2 separate regions of the Mus musculus genome follow, and region 1 is linked to region 2. The links are chromatin loops, found by intact Hi-C in ENCODE. Cell type or tissue: left cerebral cortex. All regions are shown on one strand. Links, peaks and the distances in the headings refer to the core of each region. The heading gives the core; the rest is flanking DNA. Region 1 holds the start of Gm46242 (a long non-coding RNA gene). Region 2 holds the start of Asb1 (ankyrin repeat and SOCS box-containing 1).

Evidence for each region. Hi-C counts contacts between places; a loop is a spot of excess contacts. Peaks named below come from ENCODE experiments on the same cell type or tissue, not always from the same donor. Only the 100,000 strongest peaks of a DNase experiment are listed, where the experiment ranks them.
Region 1: it touches region 2 in a loop (2.2-fold over the local background); 14 of 42 quality-filtered maps call a loop at or near these places.

The regions. Positions count from the first base shown.
Region 1 is chr1:91,870,099-91,880,221 of GRCm38, reverse strand. Gm46242 (a long non-coding RNA gene) reads left to right here and starts at 556. Exons shown (of 2, transcript XR_001779855.1): 1 at 556-680; 2 at 1,184-1,500. In left cerebral cortex, for the core only: CTCF peaks have their summits at 5,358 (motif pointing right) and 6,726 (motif pointing left); DNase peaks (open chromatin) are centred at 6,460, 7,377, 7,653, 8,188 and 3 more places; H3K27ac peaks cover 2,411 bases.
Region 2 is chr1:91,533,954-91,544,076 of GRCm38, reverse strand. It overlaps Asb1 (ankyrin repeat and SOCS box-containing 1), which reads right to left and starts at 3,512. Exons shown (of 5, transcript NM_001039126.2): 1 at 3,213-3,512. The coding sequence starts at 3,264. In left cerebral cortex, for the core only: a CTCF peak has its summit at 3,622 (motif pointing right); DNase peaks (open chromatin) are centred at 3,550, 4,100 and 5,665; H3K4me3 peaks cover 2,001 bases; H3K27ac peaks cover 1,134 bases.

The DNA of each region.
Region 1 (10,123 bases), core at 821-8,820, 340 kb before region 2:
CAACCTGCGTTTTCAAAAACCAAAAGCAGTAAAAAAGAGTCAGCCTATGTTCTCTTATCTCGGCCATGATCTTAAAGTCTGTCTTCTGGGTGTTTGTGGTCATAGTTGCCATGTAATCCTGACACTAGAAGACCGTTAGGAGAAATGATCCAAGTGTTCATAATTCTGATGGAGGAAGATGTGGGCACAGAGACTGTGGTGGCTATTCCTGGTTGTCAACTTAATGACATCTGGAACGAACTACAATCCAGAAATGGAGGGCACACCTGTGATCCAGATCTTGAGGCTGGAAGACACAGGCTTTTGACTCGGATCTTGACATGGAGATCTTGAGGCATAGTGGCCATGAAAATCATAGGCCCAGGCAAGGTAGTACATGCCTCTAATCCCAGGAGACGGAAGCAAGGGGATCCCTAAGTTCAAGCTCAGCCTGGGACAAAGCAAGTCCCAGATCCAGGCATGGTGGTACACATCTTTAATCTGGGCCACACCTTCTTCTGGAAGCCTACATAAGGACATTGGAAGAAGGAAGACTCACTCTTCTTTGCCTGCTTGCATTTACCTTCCAGCACATCTGTTGGAACCTGCTTCTTCAGGATTCCAGCTTACACAGATCACCAGGTGAAACAATGAGCCTCGTGGGCCTGAGCAACTTCCTATTCACAGCTGACCATTGTTGGGTGAGTTGGACTATAGACTGTAAGTCATAACAGTTAATTCCCTTAATATATAGAGACATTCCATAAGTTCTGTGATTCTAGAGATCCCTGAATAATACAGAGACACTCACAGAAACACAGGTTGCCAGGGAGAAACTCCTGCATCCTCAAAGCAGGAGTGAGGGAACAGAGGGCAAACATCACTGCATCTTCTCATTGTTGTCTGTGCCCTGTTCCCTGGGTTACTGGGGAGACCAGCAATACAGACATGGTTTTAGGATGTATTGATGGGAAAAAGCGAAAGCCTTCCCTTGAAGGCTGCTCAGTCCCCTGACATGATCAACTGGGGCCAGTGCCATAGCAGGGAGGGAAGAGAAGCCAGCACAGTTTGGTAGGAAGAAGAAAATTGTCCTGTTTTCAAATTCGATTTTTCCCCTTTTTATTGTTGTGTGGTGGGTGCCCTAAGCTGAGTGTTTTCTCTCTCTCTCTTTCTCTCTCTCTTTCTCTCTCTCTCTCTTAAATAGGTCAACACGTCTAAAAGAAAAACATTTTTCTCCATAGCCCCATGAAGGACTTGGCAGAGGTCAGAGCACCTCCTGGCAGGACTGCAAGAGCCCAGGGCCATTCCTCCGTGCTGTGACCTGGGGATGGAATTGTCAGCCAGGAGGTAGGAGGTGGGCCCCAGGGACCAGGAACGGAATGCAGTCCCTGGCCAGGCAGACAGGAGACAAGAGGAAGAGAAAAAAGGGAGGGAGAGCGAGAGGAGGAGGGGCAGTGGTAGGAGGGCTTCTTCCCCTTCCCCTGAGAAGCTGCTTTCCCAATAAATAACTGGCGTGCCACATGAAATATAAGCCCTGTGAATTATTTTGCCCTTTTCGGGATCCAGGAATCTTTCATTGTCTGGATGGGTCACGAAGACTTTGGCGAATGCCACAGACCTCCAGGGCACTCCCTTTCCTGAGGGTAAAGGAGGAAGGGCCCATCCCACCCACACTTTCTGCACCCCCACCCCAATGGAAGTCAAGTCAGGAGCTATTTGCTTGGCCTAGTAACACAGCACTCCTCCTGACTTTACTTCCTGCTTTCTGCTTCTTTTGTGGAAGGGCCTGAGAAGAGGAAAGACAATGGGGCTGGGGGCCCAGAGTAATTCATTAACGCACTTTTCCCAGAGCAAGCTTCGTGGACAGTAACACCTGTCTAGGTTCGCCTGGACTAAAGGCTTTTTAGGAAGAGGATCTTCCTTGGATAAAATAAGGCAAGTTCTGGGCTGAGCTGCTCACAAAGATCCTCCATTCCCGGTTCAGTGGCATCAAAACAGGGAGACAACAGCTCTGTAGTCACACAGGGTGCCAGAGCCTCTGTGAGCTTGGTGTACCTAGAAGAACCGCCACGAATGTCAGTGGGATATGGTGGCCTGTCCGACTCAGTCCGGGTAAGCTCCTGTGCTATATGCATGTGCCAAGCCAGATTCTCTGTGTGCTCCTGAAGAGTCTGTGTGCACCTGTGGAATATAGACAACGCCCCCGCAGGAGTCTCACTATACTCTGTGGGCATAGGCAGAAAGCATCCTAATTGATTTCAATTATACTACAGAGCCATAGCAAAAAAGAGCAGAATAGAGGACCCAGACATAAACTCACAGCTGAAACCACCTGATTTTTGACAAAGATGCCAAAAATATACATTGGGGAAAAAAAAAAAAACAACTCAACATTTTCATCAAATGATGCCGGAGAGATGGGATGTTCTTGTGAGGAGGAGCGAAGCTAGGATTCTGTCCCTCATCTTGTACAAGAACAATTTCAAAATGGGTCAGAGGCCTTAAGACTAGAAACTTTAAAGGTCCCAGAGGAAAGAAAACACTTCAAATTGTAGGCACGGGCAAAGGTTTTTGGAAAAAGAGCCCAGTAGCTCAGGAAACATGGCTTAGAATTGGTAACCGGCATTGAATGACGTTAGAAAGCTTCTGCACAGCAAAAGGCACAGCGGCTGAGTACAGACAGCAGCAGCAGCACGGGACAGCATAGGCCCGATAGAGGATTAATATCTAGATTGCATAAATAATTTGTAAAAACTCCAAATTCTCCCCAAACTAAATGACCCAACCAAATGAACTAAAAAGACTACGAACAGGCAGTTCACAGAACACGAAGCACAAGTCTTCAGTAAACATGGGAAGTGTTGAGAGTCTATTTCATCCCAGCCAAAGAACAGCCATGAAGAAATGGAGCTATGGTGGGCACGGTGGTGCATGCCTTTATTTCCAGCATTTAGGAGGCAGAGGCAGAGGCAGAGGCAGAGGCAGAGGCAGAGGCAGAGGCAGAGGCAGAGGCAGAGGCAGAGGCAGAGGCAGAGGCAGAGGCAGAGGCAGAGGCAGAGGCAGAGGCAGAGGCAGAGGCAGAGGCAGAGGCAGAGGCAGAGGCAGAGGCAGAGGCAGAGGCAGGTGGATCTCTGTGCGTTTAAGGCCAGCCTGGTATCCTAGACAAAGAGAGTCTAAGATAGCCATAGCTTTATCACACAGAACAACAACAAGACAAAAAAGAAAAGAAAAAAAAAAGAAAAGAAAAGAAAAGAAAAGAAGGAAGAAATCAAGCTAAAAATGCTGGTGTGTAGTTAAGTTAAAGCCATCTGTAACCTTGGGCCTTTCTACCCATACCCAGGTTCATGAAATAAGAACTCAGGCTTCTTATATATGGATAAATGCCTAGGCACACAGCCTTGCCTCTGTTCCCTGACTAGCTCCTGACTTAATTACCCATCTATTTTATTCTAAGCCATGCCATGTGGCTGGTTACCTGGTCCTCTGTTTTATGAGACCATCTTCTTCTGTGTCTGGGGTGAAAACTCCAGTACCTGATTATCTCTCAGAGTTCTCTTTCTGCCAGGTATTCTACCTTCTCATCCTGCCGCAGCTCACTGACCATAGACACACACACACTCTCTCTCTCTCTCTCTCTCTCTCTCTCTCTCTCTCTATATATATATATATATATATATATATATATATATATATATATATATATTGCTGCTACTGTTTTCAGACACCAGAAGAGCACACTGGATCCCATTACAGATGGTTGTGAGCCACCATGTGGTTGCTGGAAATTGAACTCAGGACCTCTGGAAGAACAGTCAGTGCTCTTAACCGCTGAGCCATCTCTCCAGCTCCAGCTCCAGCCCCAGCCCCAGCCATAGATTTTTTTTGCACAGGTGAATGCTTCCACACGTACAAAAGATTCCCCTCTATGCTGGTGGGGCCAAAAGGAAGTCCTTAAGTCCTTAGCCACTGTTGGTGAGGATATAAATGAGCCCAGCCACTGTGGAAATTAGTATGAAGATTCCTTAAAGCAAACAGAGAACCTACCTCCTGGTAGAGACCTGGAGGAATCTACTGTAGGCACATCACAGCAACACCTCCACACTTGCACTTTTTGAGACGCTAGTCACAATAGCTGAGTCAGGGAACCAGCTTGTCTGTCAGTAGATGGATGGATAAAGAATATGTGGTCCATACACACATGGGGTTTTACTCAGCCATGAAGAGGGACAAAATGATACCACTTATTAGAAAAACAGAATGCAACCAGAGATCACGTTAAGTAAAATAAGCAGATGCAAAAGGACAAATATCACACACACACACACACACACACACACACACACGTGTGTATATATGTGTGTATGTGTGTGTGTGTAAACCTATATATCTCTAGCCACATGAAGAGGATGGAGACTATGGGAAGGGAGTAGTCTGAGGAAGAAAGGGGAGGAGGACTGAAGGGATGAAGGAGCCAATAAGGTCAAAGCACAATGATGCACATGAAAGAAACTGTCCCCAGCAAACCCACACTATGCATGATGAACCCAGGCCAAGAACAACATAATGAAGGAAATCCTGAGCGCATGCTTGTGGTGTTGGTGGATTCAGGCCCGAGGGCTCCTGTACTGTCCATGAGGGAAAGGGTCAAGCGTTTATGCCCCTGCCTCAGGAGTTGAAAGGGTGGGCCTGCTGTGGGGCTAGTGTTCCTCTCCAGGGCCCTTGAGTTCTGGGGTAACTACATTTAGCTACTTGGGGTGGAGTTCCAGGCAGTGAGCCCAGGGATGTACCCTGGCCACTTCCTCAGCCCAACCCTGGGACACAGGAAAGGGTGCAGTCTGGGGTCTTGGAAAGGCTTCTCCAATTGCACTCTGGGTCATCGCTATGGAGACGATAGGGCTGGTGTGGAGGTTTATGTGTGAGCTGGGACCTCTGTGTACTTCCATACCCTGGTCCACAGAAGACTATGGCTGAGAGCAAGCAAGGGAGAGGGAGCTGGCATTATGCCACTCTGGCCCTTGGGTGTGCCCACAGGTACACACAGCAGGGAGGCTTGCTGCAGGCGAGACAGGCCTGTGGGAGAGCCCTTCATCCTGAAAGACTACAGTACTCATGGTGCTCTTGGGGGTTACTATGGCTAGGAACCCTGTGGATCCTGTATCCACATCTCCTTCCCAACGGTAGGGCTTGAGGGTCTTCTCAGGTAGGTCCTCTGCTTCCCTGTTGGACTCTGTCAGGGTCAGGGACACAGGGCCTCACAGATAACAACTTTTCTCATCATCTGTGACTCAGAAGGGGACTAGTTCTCTGGGTTGTTCCCCAAGGACCTAAGAGTTGCCCAAGTGGTCAGCTCCAGGTCAGTCACAGAACAGCAGCAATTGCGAGCTTTAGCCACCAGGTGGCAGAGGAGATTTCAGTGTGGTTGAGATGGTCAACAGCCCATGTGACCACACAGCCCAAGGTCTCTGGCTGCCACAGAGCAGGTGAAGAAAAGGGGCCGAGGAGACAAGATGGGCATTGGGTGAGGGTGGGTCAGTCTAACCTGTTGCACCAGGCTTCATTAAAGGGTGGCTAAGAAAGCTGGGCCAAGGACTCCAGGCTGTGGCAGAGGGCTTGGGCCAAGCAGACAGATGTTCTTGGAGAAACAATGACCTGAACCTTGGCCTCTAAAGCCCTAGAACCGCAGAACGGGAAAACCCTACCTACGTGTACACCTGAGGTCTGAGACTTGCGCCCCTCCCTCAATCTCTTCTCTGCCAGGAGCACCCCAACCTACTTCATCCCTCATCCCCTTCTAGTGTTCAAGGTGAGAGCAGCCAGCTGTCTGTGGATTCCTTGGTGCTCCATGCTAGTGGTTCATTAGTCCTGGTCCTGGCATGGCTTGTTGGTCCCAGGAACATCAATAGAGGGTGGTATGGGGCATTGAAAGGAAGCTTACACAGGCCGGTTGCCTCCAGATAAGCAGACACTCTCCCTGTCTGTGTGGCCACACATGGATTTGCCTTTGATAGCCAGAGCAAGAAAAATGGTCTCCGCTCGTTGGGCTGAGCAGACCCTGGTTTACCTGAGTAGGTGGGCACCAGGATAAGGGAAAGCATGGGAGCCAAAGGTGGGGCAGCTCAGTGAGGACTGGAGGAAGGAGGACAGTGAGGACTGGAGATGCTCCAGGTAACAACCGAGGGACCTGACGTGTGGGTAGCTGCGGTCACCTCAGGGCTAATCTCTTGGTGGCAAAGGGATACAAGTCTGCAGTGGGATCCCCTGGTGTGGCTTGTTGATGTAGCTGGACTCTCTCCCCCCTTGCTGGGGAGGGTCAGCAGAGGTTGGAGGTCAGACCCTGACTCAGCTCGGCTTGACGAATTTACTTTTAAACAAACTCCTCTGGGCTTTTCCCCTGAGGCCTGTCACATAAATTTCTATTTAGTGCCACTGGGTCTCCAGCCAGGGAGCTGCCAGGATGTTTTGAGAAGAAGCTGGGAGATCACATGGTCTTGTCTCAGGGACTGTGTAGAGGAGAGCTCGGAGCTGGGTACCAGATGGAGATGGGAAAGGAAGAAGCTGACTGGAGCCTTTCCCCAGGGCTCCGTGAAACAGCCAGTGCTGAACAGTGACAGGCTTCAGGCCCCCGAGGTTCCCTAGTGGGTGCACACCTTGGGGGAGGGGGCTGAGGGTTACAAAACCCACCCTTCCCTGGGCTTGCCATATCTATAGAGGAAAAACCCAGCATTTCAGGGTCCCTGTAGGAAACCCCCTGTACTCTGGGCATTTTCTTACCTGTTCTCACCGCCCCCTACGGGGGGGGGGGGCAGAACAGTGAGGTGAAATCCTGGGTATATGTGTGCTGTTGATATGGACATAGCCACATACCAAGGACCCCTAATGCCTCAGCCCCGTGGAGGTGGCAAAGTCTTCCTCAGGTCTGAGTGTAGATGCTGATAATGTGTACAGAAAATGTCCACCATACATCCTCCCAAGGGAGGTTTACAGCTCGAAGACAGCTCTGCTTCTCTTGAGATGAGCAAAACCTGTCTCCCTTTTCAGCTGTATATAATAACCCTGACTCCTTGTTTTCTGTAATATACCCACTTCCATGGACAGCTGTATGCTATAGTCCCCCCTGCCAAATGCTCTATAATAAACACATCAGCTTCTGGGGTATTACAGCTTCTCCATCAGGTTTCCTGTTCTTGTATTTGCTTTTTCTTTATTTCCTGGGCCTCAGTCAGGCTGATCAGAACAGTGGTAAGTAACCTCTTCTCACACTAGAACCTAAGACTTGCAGGCCCTGGGTCCCCCTGAAAGCCACAAGACAGAGGTGCAAAGCCTCCAGCTGCCTCCTGTCTATTTTAGAAGAGTCTTTACAGACTGTTCAGCCCCAAGCCACACCCCTTAGTTACAGCCCCAGCTTGCATTTGAAAGCTAGAAGAGAAACGTGAGATTTTCTGTCCTGTGCTTCCAAGGAATCTCGGGAGAGCTGCGTGTATGTTTAGGGCAGAGCCAGGCCCTAGAGACCCCACTGCAAAGGAATCAGCCTGATCTGCAGTCCTTGGGAGGGTATCACAGTGGAGGTGCCCTCCTCCTGCTTGATGGGTGTGTGGCCCAGGCAGGCAGAGAAGGTGGGAGGGGTGCAGAGCCACTGAGAGCACAGCACAGTGCAGCCCTGTTTGTGTTGGCAATGCGGCTGCCCAGCCATTTCCAGGTTGGATGACTGCGTGATGGAGAATGTAGGTCAGGGGTTTAAGCAAACACCTTCTGGATCTCACATCTATGTGAGCGTGGGGAGGGGCTCAGTGAGCTGCCGGAGAGTTTGCTTAGTGTGGAATTGTCCCTGGATTGAAATGACAGCATCGTCAGCTGTCACTTACCTTGGTGTGGGAGGGAGAACACGGACAAAAGAGATGCTAACCTGGCTGTAGAACACAGAACAAGGACAACAGCCAACAGGAAGGCACAGCCTGGTATTAGCCAGGGCAGAAGGCAGCCATGGAGGGAACAGAGTGGGTGAAGGGATGTTGTGGGGAAGTGACATTCAAGCATGAGCAGGGGCCAGAGGCCACCAATAAACTCTGGAATGAAAGACTTCCGTCTCAGAGAGGAAACAACCCACCCCATGGGACCATGCATGAGCGCAGCCTCTGTGGCAGGTCCCGTAGGCTCACACCTATGATCACCATGGAGTACTCCCACCTGCCTTTCACAGAGGGGCACCCACAGATGAAACCAAGATGTCTGTCTGCACCCCAAGATGAGAGTCTTCACTGACACTTGTTATTCTGTGATCTTCTCCCTGGTCCCTGAAGCTCTGAAAACACAGGCACTAGCTGACATCAGAACATGTCCTGGGTGGCCTCTGGAGCCAGGCCAGAGCTGTCATTAAACAGGGAGGGAGACCTCTAAACTGCTTGCTACCAAGGGCCCATGGCAGTCTTGCTTGACCCAGGGCTCCACATTACCTGATGCTAGGGAGTTTATTGTCCTAGCTTTGCTGGTAGAAGTTCCAGAGACCTTGGGGGACACAGCCTAGAAGCTACTCATTTGTATGGCCAGCTCGAGGCAGGGGCTACAGATTATAGGAAGACACCTCTATGAGCTTCAGAGGGGGCTGGAGCTACCACCCAGCTGCCCACTCACTGGTATGTGTGTGTGTGTGTGTGTTGCTCCCCAGGAGTCCCTGTCTGCTCATTTTACATAGAAGTCATCATACTATCCTAATCTGGTCCCACCCAGCAACCCTGCCCTTGGCCAGAACCCTGGTACTGGAAGCCTGAGTTGTGGGCAGGTCCTGCTCCTGAGCATGGTGGCCCTTTGGGGAGAGACTCAAAGACACCCCCCTCCATGGAATTCCTCTCTCCCCTTTGTCTTTGCTTCAAGAGGATTTATTGGCTTGAGATGGTGTCGCTGTGTGGATAAGAAAAAAATGCTTTCCTGAGGAACCGCAGAGTGGCCCTGCGAGTCCCATTGCCTTGGTGGGAGGCCTGACCTCACTTCCTCCACTGCAGTAATTAATGGGACAGAAGAGCAGCCTCCGAGAGCCAGGTCCCCAGCAGCAGCATATACTCACAGTGCATTATTTCTGTGTAAGGAGCCCTCGGGGCCATTACACTTGCAGGTCAGTGGGCACAGAGGCCACTCTGGCTCACTCGGTATTTACTGAGAAAACATCACATGTCTTCTCATCTGCTCTTACACTTAATATTTGACACTAGTCCATATGAAAAACAAGTGGGTATTTTGAATGGGGGGTTTTCTTCTGAGTTCCAGGAGCCGAGGATCAGAGTCTGTGGTTACAGACACCTCATGGGGGATGCTTTCCTTTCCTTTGGGCTGGAGACAACTAGGAGAGGGGGGTACTCAAGTCAAAGGTCAGAGACCAGAGGTCCTCCTCTTACCTGTCAGAAATGAATCTCCAGCACTAACCATTAGGATGCCCTGCTTCCTTCCCCTCCTTTGCATTTTCTCTCAGCAGGCAGCTCTGCCTGTGACCTTCTCACCCTCTCACTCACCAAATATTTACATGCCATAAGCCAAACCTCCTTCCAGGCACTTGGGACAATCTCTGAGGACAGTGAAGCAGACCAGATCCCTGTCCTGAGGGAGTTTATGTTCTGGGAACACACAGCAAGGAGTATCATTGAGCCCCAGGTGTGCTTTGAGACTGGCAGGTGACAGGCAGGAAGAGGGACCAGGGAGCAGGGGCAGCTGTGGGTGGCATGGTGGACAGGGAGGGAAGCTAGGTCACAGAGGGAGATGAAATTTGGACAGATAAGGAGGGAATTGGGCTTGCACATAGATGTCTGGGAAGGAACAGCCCTGGGTTAGGGGACTTACAATGGAATGAGGTGCATGGCTGAGTTGGAGGTTGGGGGAGGTTGGATGGGCCCCAGTGTCTTAGGACGGCTGTGATAAAGGGACCCTCCAATGGTTAAGTAGAAGTCTGAAGTCCCTGTCAGTGGTAAGACAATGCCAATGGTTGTAGGAGGGGCTTGCTCACTGCCTTTAGCTGCTGAAGCTGCCAGCAGGTGCCCCATCTCCCCCGTTCCTCCCTCCCCACTGCCTCCTCATTCTGCTCCTCTCCTTGCTCCTCCTCTTCCTCCTTCAAGGATGGATAGCCACTGCCCTGTATCTTTCCATTCCATATGGGAGAGAG
Region 2 (10,123 bases), core at 615-8,614:
AGTGGCTCCCTCCTGCTAGCCACACAGAGAACATTCAAATTCCCAGAAAATAATTTAAAAGAGAAAGCTGGAAAGTTTCCCTTTTTAAACTAGCACATTCCTGACACCAAACCCAATAAGATTTTTTTTTTCTAAAAAAAATAAAAGAAAAAAATGTGATGGTCTGTTGAACAAGGAAAAATATAACAGTAGTACAAACTGAAGTTTGAAATATTATGCCAAAAAAAAAAAACCCAGCATGAAATTACTCTAATTTATATCATGTATGTAAGAAGATGTTTAAATTGGGGCATTTGAAAGGAGAATGGTAGTCATCTCCTTTACTGTAAAAATAGCTGGTTAGCCAAAAGCCAAGGGCCAAGCAAGGGTTGTTTTCCTGGAAGGTGAATGAGTTCCATACCACACTGCTCTGTAAAATCGTCACAATGTGTCTTGATAAGAGACAATTCAGCAGAGTACAACTGTCCCCACAGTGTTCATGACTGTGAACTAAACACATCTCTTTTCTTTATAGTTAGACTATCTCAGGGAGTTTACTGTATCAGTGAAAATGAAATAACAAGGAATAAGCCTCAAAGGTATACCTTTATTTGTTTGTATAGAAATTACAGTTCAAGAGTCTGGAGAGATGGCTCATTTGGTAGTGTGTGCCACACAAATATAAGCCCTGAAGCTCAGATCCCCAACAACCATATAAAAGATAAAAAGCCAAGACCAGTTACACATCCCTACCATTCCAACGTGGGTAGGAGAGGCAGAGACTGGAGGATGCTTAGGGTCATGGATCCCTGGGCAGGCTGGCAGCTAGATTAGCCAAATACATAAGCCTTGATTCAAAAATAAGGTGGAGTAAGAAAAACACTAAATGTTGACCTCTGAGCTCCATACATACACACACACACACACACACACACACACACACGAGAGAGAGAGAGAGAGAGAGAGAGAGAGAGAGAGAGAGAGAATCATACCTCAATAAAATAGAAAACTAAAATATATGTGCATAAATACAAGTCCAACCTATACAACAAAAAAAATAGAAGTGAATAGAAAGACTGTATCATGTACTAGGATGAGATTCAATATTAGAGAAATTCTCAGGGTTCCCTATAAATATAATGTATCCAGTTTCTTCAGAAATTTGATATCAGATATACCAAAATGATTTCAAACTTGTATTTGTAGATATACATAAGGGAAAATAGCTTTTGTTGCTGTTTTAGTAAGAATAACAGGTGGAAGGAACCCTACCATACTAGATAACAAAACTCTCACCAGACTAGAAAGAAAACAAAAACAAAAAGCAGAATCAATTCTCCAGGAAGACTTTAATCTTAATATAAACAGCTCAACTGTAATAAGCAGGCATAAAATCAGAGTGAGACATACAGCCAGTGGAAAGTAGTTGAACAATTAATCACCTACTTGGAAATACATCTTTGCTCACATCACAGCCCAAACTAACTCCAGGAGACTGAAAAGCTTTATTAAAAGCATTGCACCAACAGGTGAATAAAGACAGCACAAATTCTAACTGCTTGGATTCAAGTCTCCCACCCTGTGGGGATGTCCTAGCATGTTACCAAACATATCCCTTCACAGGCAGGCTTTTTCTAGTCGCTGATGTGTTTCCATATTTGAATACAATATCCGTTGAGCCCCTACAGATTCTCCTATAGGTACACGGTGGTGACGACTAAGTATCCTTGCCCTCTGCGGCCTGAAAGTCCATTGACTGGGCTGAGACCAAGGCAGCACAAGGTTCACAAAAACCTATTCGGTTCACTCTGGTGCACAGCAGACCAACAGGCAGGCATCTATCTAGCCTGGAAATGGATCTGTAAGGCGCTTCCAGGTCCTCCTTTCATCACTGTAACTACAGCACAGTATAAAAATTTAAAGCCAGAGTTGGGGAGGATTCAGATGTACCGGGTAACTGTTAGGAAAATGGCTGGCACCAGAGGACTTCGGAAAGTCTCTGGACCCCCTTAGCTCACCTCTCCTCTACACTCCCAGCCCAGGCCAACAGACCTTCAGAATCTCCTCCAGTTCTAGAGCCGAAAGCCATTTCAATTTCGGACTTCTCTGATCATCTAATCCAACTACCCACTGAAGACCTGTGCCTCTACCCAAGCTGGAAACACACAAACAGAACAGACACTAAAACAACACTGGGGTCGGGGTGGGGTGCAAAACCACTTTTTCTTCCACAGGACTATTCTGTACCTTAAGAAATAGCTACCCTTTGACCAACCACCTCTCTCCCATTTCTCATTCCTGCATGACAGGTCAATCCACTCAAAGATCTTGTCTGTCCCTGAGATCAAATTCAATGACAACCAAAGCTCTTGGTGGTAGAGGCCTTGCCTTGCTTTTTCATGTCACCCCGATAGCCCCAGGTGAGTCAGGCCAATAGGACATCATCCACAAAGTTTGTTGAATTGATGGAGGGAGGAATGACAAGAGACTGTACCAACATTGTGGCTTTCTCAGATTTTCTGCATACAGAAGAGAGCTCAGTGAACTCTAAAATCAGAGATGGGTGCAGAAGCACACCTACCAAACACCTACCAGCAGGTTCAGAAAGACCCCAAGGTGGACGCCGTACCAGGAAACTCTCCTGGGAATTGTTAGTTCCATTGTAGCAGCACTGCAAAGTGGAGCAGCTTTAAGGCAGGTGGCAAGTGTCACCCTTTTTCTGCAGGTGGGTCAAGCGCCCCTGTAAGAGTTGTGGCACTAGCAAGCTCTCTGGGGACAGCACTGTCGTTAAGGTGGGTGGAGGTGGGGCGGAGGACGTTTGTCCAGTAGCTACTGCGCTGACTGGCTGGCGGGATGGGGAAAGGGAACCTGTCCGCACGAAGGCTGACCTCTGAGGGCCCTTACTGACCAGTGAGCTCATACCTGGAAGAAGATCCGAACCCCATGGTCCAGCCAGGGTCATCGCTGACGGGGATGGGCTAACAGGGTGGCAGTTACAAGGCTAGCTCCACCAGAAAGAAACCTCCGTGGGAGGGATGTCCACGAGAGGCCAGGCAGGAGCGGGGGCGCGCGCCTAGGGCCGCGCGGAGCCTAACGTCCACACTTACTGACCCCGGGCGCGATTCCTCGGATCTGGCCTGCGAGGACCGAGGACCCGAGTCCCGGACGCCCAAGGGACACTCTGACCCCAAGACGCAACCCCGCTCCCTACTACCCCTAGCCGCGCACGTTACCTGCGGGTCCCGGGCCGGCCCGTCCATCGGGGCCGGTCCCGCCCTCCGCCATGCCTACTTGGTCCTCAGCCTCCGCCCTGACCCCGCCGCCTGTCCACCTCCGCAGCAATCCTGTCAGAGAGCAACGCTGTCAGAGAAGCACCGCCGGCGTTTCCGGCAGGTGGGCGTGTCCAGGGCTCGGCTTCCGGGGAGTATGAGCCTCCTTTTCGTACTTCCTGCTCCGGACGGAGGGTGCTGGGGTCTCCACTTCCGGCCTGGCTAACGGACTTGATTGCTGATTAGCGGGGTTGACCAAACTGCGTCTCCCGAGGCAACAGCAGCAGCTTCTGGGGAAACGCCTTTCCTCTGGGGGCGGAGGCTTATTTGCATGCCTCAGGAACTCCTGGTTGGTCGATTCTGTTCCCGCCCACTGGAGGGCGGGACGTGGGCGGGACCGTTACGGCCCAGTGGACTGTGGTCCGCTATCGCAGCGGCTGAAGGGTGTTGAGTGACGTGGGGCTGCGCTGCTGTCCTTTCTACGAGACTCCAAACGGTGCCTTCCGAGTCGGTGACTTGCAAAGTTGTGTTAGACGAAGGCAGCCCAGAATGTCTCCATGGAGCCAATAGTGTCTGTAACTTGGTCAAGGCGTGTTGACAGAGTGGCTTTCCCTCAAGCACTCCCGATTTTACATCGGTCACACTGTGTGCGTTGCGTTACGAACAGTTCTTAAGCATGGACGCTGTCGGGTCCTTTCATTCTCCTCTACACAACTTAGGGAAGGTACCTTGCAGGGGGAGGACCCCAGTGGACCGGGGGGAGACCGCGCCTTAAGGAGACAGAAGCGCCCCGCTGTCCTGTGAGATGGAGGCAAGGCCACAGTCTCCAACACCGCGGCTGTGACTTGTCTGCATCTTTGTGTGGTCATGGCACACCAGCTGGGAGCTAGCGACTATAGGTGCCCAACAAATCCTCGTGCCCAGACTGGCTCAGTTGCACAGGTCTGTGGAGCTGTGTGAGGCATCCTGGAACAGAGCCACGGGCTCTGAGGGTTTTGAGGGGAGCGGGGAGATTCCTGCAGTGGTGTTTGGTCTTGATAACACCGTTGGCACGAGGGACAGGTGACACCAATGACGCTGCAAGGCAAAGAGCCAGAGGTGGCTCAGCCTTATGGCTCTGCTCCACGGCTGCACATCCCTGGCTGGGATACCTCAAGGGTAAAACCACCCAAATGCGCATCAAAATGTGGTGTCGTGGCCATCCATATATCCTTTAAAAAGCCTCTGCCCCAGGTTACAACATGGCCAACCCTGGAGGATCTCTGCTCAGTGAAATAAGCCAGCAATAACGAACAAATAATGCACTCTTCCACACATAGGTCACTAAAGGAATCAGCTTCGGAAACAGAGTGGAATAGTAGGTGTCAGTTTGCTTCCAGAAAAGGGAGTGTCACGGGTGAGGGGACAGAGATAAAACTCCAGGCTGTCACCCTAGCCTGAGAACTTCGTTGAGACCAAAACTCAAGCAAAACTGGACTTACTGCTTTGGCTCGGGAAAAAAAAAATTTGTTAAGACTAATGGAAGCAATGTTGAGGTTTTATTTAAAATACTTTAACATTAGACTTTAACCTAAAGACTTAGAAGAGAGGTACTATGGAAGACACACCCAAGTATAGCTCCTCAAGGGAGTCACAATCCTTAGCACTAGCTACTATATACACCATTTTGATGGCTCTCAACTTAGATCTCAAGAGTACTCAGAAACTAACACTCTCTCTCTCTCTCTCTCTCTCTCTCTCTCTCTCTCTCTCTCTCTCTCTCTCTCGTGTTTGTGTGTGTGTCTATGAGATTATGGGGTGGCTTCAGACATACCTTGGATGGAATTATAATCTGATAAAGCCAGGAGCCACTGATTGCATGAGTTTTGTGCATGTCCATTTCCTGTAAAAGTTTCTAGTGAGAGTCCTGGAAAATTGCAGGTGCATAAGTGCGGAGGGAGGAAAGCTTTAAGCAGTTAATTGTGCTGGAATTCCTGCTTCTCTGTTGGCAAGAGGCTTCAACCAAATTCCTCAGTAAAGGTAAAGGGCTCCTCTTCCTCCTCATACCTCCATGATTTGCCTTTCTATTCTATCTCAGGAGGAATAGGAAGTGAATACTTTTTAAAAGGGGTTTGGGGGTGGGGTAGGGCAAATGGAGACAAGATCTTACTAGCCCTTGGCTGGCCCAGAGCTGATATGTAAATGAGTCTTGCCTTAACTCATTGAGATCCACCTGCAGTAGCTTCCCAGGTGCTGGGAAAGTATACAACCACAGCTGGCAGAATTATTTTTATATTTATTTAAAGTGTGTGTGTGTGTGTGTGTGTGTGTGTGTGTGTGTGTGTGTGTGTGTGTGTGTGTGTGTGCGTGCGCGCGCGCGCGTGCGTGCGTGCTGGGAGCACCATGTGTGTGCTGGTGTCTTCAGAGGACAGAAGAGGGATTAGATAGCCTGGAGTTGGACTGACACGCAGTGGTGAGCTGGTGCTGGGTGGAGTAAGCCGGCCCTCAGCCTACATGAACCGGGTATTTCTGGAAGGCAGGCTGGGGCTGAAAGAGACTTAGACTGCAAGAAAGGAATAACGAAGCCAAGACAATTTTTCTCTGATCAAGGCCCACTAGTTTACTAAGAGAGTGTGCTTATAAAGGGGGAAGGCCCATCCCCACCCCCACCTCCACCCCCCCCCCCCCAGGCCATTCTTGGTGCCTAGAACCATTTTGTCAGCACTTGGTCGCCAGGCTGTTCAGATTGTCACCCAGACATTCAGGAATGTCTCAGGAAGACAGGTTCAGCCTCTCGGCAGGTAGCAGAAGAAAGAGCAGGGAAGTTGTCACTTCAAAAGGAGCCAGCCAAGTCAGAAAGCTGCCCCGCAGGTGGCCGCACCTCAGTGGTGACAAGGTCTGTACCAGCCCGCTTCAGGCTGGGGGAGGCTACCGCTGGGTGCTGGGTGCTGGGAACTGAACCCTGCTCCGCCCGTGCTCCACCGTGCATCATCTCTCCAGCCCCAGAAGTTAGTATTTTAATGGGACAACATGAGTTTGGAAAGATGAAAAGATTTGGGGTTGGTTATACTGTGTTTACTTATAGTCATAACTATAAATTTAAAGTGGCTAAATTATAAAGTTAAGATGGCTAATTTTATATTTTATCAATTTTTTTTTTCGAGACAAGATCTCACTGTGTAGCTCTGAGTGTTCCAGAACCTATTGTGTAGATCAGGCTAGCCCCTGAAAGTATAACAACGTAAAAACAGAATTCTAGGCCTTTAGGCCCAGTTGGGAATGTGGCCTTTGTAAAGGTATGCTAATCATAAAACAAATAGCGACATTCCTCCATCCACCCGCTTCCTGGGTTCAAAGAGTGCTCATTCAAAGAAAGTCACCCAGAACCTGCAATGCAAATGTGCTATTGTTAGGGGCTCTTAGAAGCGTCTTGAGAGTTAACAATTACCAGGTATTCCTTGTGACTCTTGTAACTTTACACTTCCTTGTGACTCTTAACTGGTATCTTCGGTATCTTTCAACAACGCCCTCCCCACTTCCTTAAGTTGTGGTTTCTTCCTTTAAATACCCCCTTACCCAGCTACTCGGGGAGCCACGGTCCTCTACCCCTGCGTGGTGTATGACCATGGGCCAGAGAGCGCTCTTAAATAAAAATCCTCTTGCAATTTGCAGCAAGACCCGTTTCTTGTGGGTGATTTTGGGGTGTCGCCTCTCCTGAGTCAGAACGTGGGGGGAGTCCTCACTCCCCCACGTTGTGGTTCTTTCACCCCAATGAAGAGATCATCAGCCTGCCTCTGCCTTCCAAGTGCTGGGATTAAAGGAGTGAGCCATTCACTATTCTCAGCACAATTTGGGGTTTTTGTTGTTTTGTTTGTAAAGAGATTCTGAACTATATGTTTTGTGTACTTTTTTGTTGTTGTTTTGACTTTTGGTGAAAGAAAGACGGGGAGGGAAGGGAAGGGGAGGGGGAGGGAGGAAGAGAACATGAAGTTGGGTGACTGGGAGGGGACCTGGAAAGAGTTGGGGAAGAGAAAATATGATCAAAATACATTGTATAAAAAAAATTTAAATAAAGAGATTTTGATCAGGAGAGTCTCACCTGAGTCAGGCTGTCAGTTTCTGGTGCCTGCAGCACACAGCCAGCTTTAGCTGTGCCACCTTCCCTAGTCCCGGGGAGCCCAGGTGCTGCCCTGTTTCTTTGCAGCCTTTGCATGGAGGTGGCAGGGCTTGAGGAGAGCCTGCCTTCTACACCGTCACACTAGTCATCTGCCTCTGCAACCTCCCTGCCAGCTGTGGTTGTATACTTTCCCAGCACCTGGGAAGCTACTGCAGGTGGATCTGCTCCTGTAAAGAGTAAAGCTGCCCTTGGTTCATGAAGGGAATGTGGTCTCCCATCCCCAAAACCACACGGCAGCATCCTCGGAGTCTGGAAAAAGACAGGTGGAGGGTCATGTTCTCACTGGCCCACACTGTATCACTGCCCTAAAGGCAGAAGCCTGGTCAGTGCTATAGCTGTACCCAAGACCTGAAGCTAGCTAGGTCAGGCCTTTTCTCAAGGACCACCCAGCCCCACATGTCTCTCCTGGAGAGTCCCATTTCTCCCAGGTTTTCTGAGCTTAAAAGACCTACCCAAAGCAGTGGTGCATGCCTTTAATCCCAGTTCTCCGGAGGCAGAGGCAGGCAGATCTCCAAGTTTGAGGCCAGCCTGATGGACAGAGAGAGTTCTAGGACAGTTGGGGCTACAAAAAGAAACCCTCTCTCTCAGAAAGGGAAGGGGAGAGGGGAGGGGAAGGGAAAGGAGGGGGAGGGGAGGGGAGGGAGGAGGAGAGGAGAGACCCTACCCTGGAAGGCCAAGACACCTCTTATCCCACTGTAAGCAGCTAGAGGCCTGTCCCAAAACACAGCAGGGATATGGCGTTACAAGGCTGAGTCCCCAGCTGCATATAGGGTACGATGATGCTGTGCCCCCCACCCCCAACACATCAGGTGTGCTGACCCTCCACATGCAGCTACCTTTGAGAACTGGGTAGCACACTAAGTCAATGAGGGCCCAAAATGGACATCTCTCCTGGTCCTGAGCCCTGGGCATTGTTGGGGGTACCTGTTCCAAGGCAAACCTTATCCCCTCTTCTCCATCCTTGGTGGGAGCAGAAAGATTCTTTAGTTTTCACTCTGCCCAGAATCATCTTTGCCAGCCCCAGCTTGTTCCACAGATATTGGTACCCAAATCCCAGAGCCAAATTGTGAAGCACTGGGAGGCAGAGTCCACATCCTGCCGGTGAAGCCCAAATGGAGCAACCCCTCCACATATCAGTTCCTTCCCTGTGACTGTAGCTGGTGGTAAGTGGCACTTCAGTGAGGTGGTAATGACCCAAAATCCTAGGAGTGCCTTGTACCAATGGATACAAAAGAATCTTAGAACTAACTATATGGGCAGCCCCTGTGGATATTCCTGCCATAACACTTGGCTAAGGGTCATTTTACTCCATTCAAATAAAAATCACAAACAGAGGTAACTCCCTCAGTGCTGACAACCCTGCACACCTGAAACGAGCAAGCCAGGCTTCCAACCCTCAGAGCTTAAGAGTTCAAGCCCTGGTAACTAGACCATGTGATGCCAGCCTTTCAAAGCTAGAAACCCAAAGCTCTGGGTACTCAGATCACAGCAACCCTGTGCCTTCAAAGGTGGCAGCCCTGTAGCCAATGTCACAGCTCCAAAGCTGGTCTTCTGCTACCTGAACCGAAGGCTTGCTGCTCACGGCTTTCCTGAAGAGCCAGGGACTGGTAACTATTGGAAAGAGAAATAGTCTGTGTCTCTCTACCCTTGCCTATAGTACTGTTTCAATCTGAAGAAAAGATGACCAAATGCCAGGAATGTGTACGTGTGTGTATATAGCTTGCAAAAAATTATCCGAACTGTGAAAATCACCTTTCCCAGGGAGACGTCCAGTGGTTGCCCCTTCTGGTGACAGGGCTTTGGGTCAGTCAGTCCAAAACCTCTCCCTCCTTATTTCCCTCCCTCCCTCCTCTGTCCTCCCTTGTTTCTGATGGTCTCAGTCTCCCAAGTGCTGAGATTACAGGTATGAACCACACCACCTACCATAAACATTTTTTACTTAATATTTAAACCCTTTAAATGATTTAACTTCAAAAGCCAAAATCTATGCACAGCTGAAGACACTGAAATGTGGCTCTCTCTTGAGAAGCCTGTGCCCACGCCAGAGGGGGTACTACTGTCCCTTCTTTTTAAAAAAAGTGGATGTATGTGTGTTTGTAGATGCCATATGCATGCAGTCTCCAAGGACGCCAGGAGAGGGCGTCAGTTCCGTCGGAGCTAGAGTAGCAGGTGGTTGTGTTGCTTGGGAACCAAACTCAGGTCCCCTGAAAGCAGCAAACACTCTCCTCCACCGAACCCTCTCTCTGTCCCAGTCTGCGTCTCCCCAATGCCCATGTTTCTGTTCTTGGGAAAACTTTTTCTAAATAAACATGAAGGTCGCTTTGTACTGAGCATCACTGAAATTCTTTTCTGTGGTGAAGAATCCTGGCCTCACCTGAGTGGAGTCTGAGGGCGCTCCTTGGGCAGAGATGGAACCCGCCTAGGCATGGTGCTTTCTGTGCGCTGGTACTGAGAGAGACTTAGAGCTGAAGCAGTCTCAGCCTGGAGTGGAAGAGGGCTGGCACCGGAACTCTCAGGCAGCAGAGGATCCGAGGTGGAGCCAATGCCAGCTCAGGAAGCTTAACGGCGACCGCGACCAAGGGGCTCCAGAACACAGAACTGCAGTTTCACAAGGGTAAGCTGGGACTTAGCTCCTCGGAAGCCTGGACTCTTCCCCCCACGGTGCTTCCTCACTGCCAGGTGACATTTCTCTCCCACAAGATTTGGTTTCTGTCAGTTG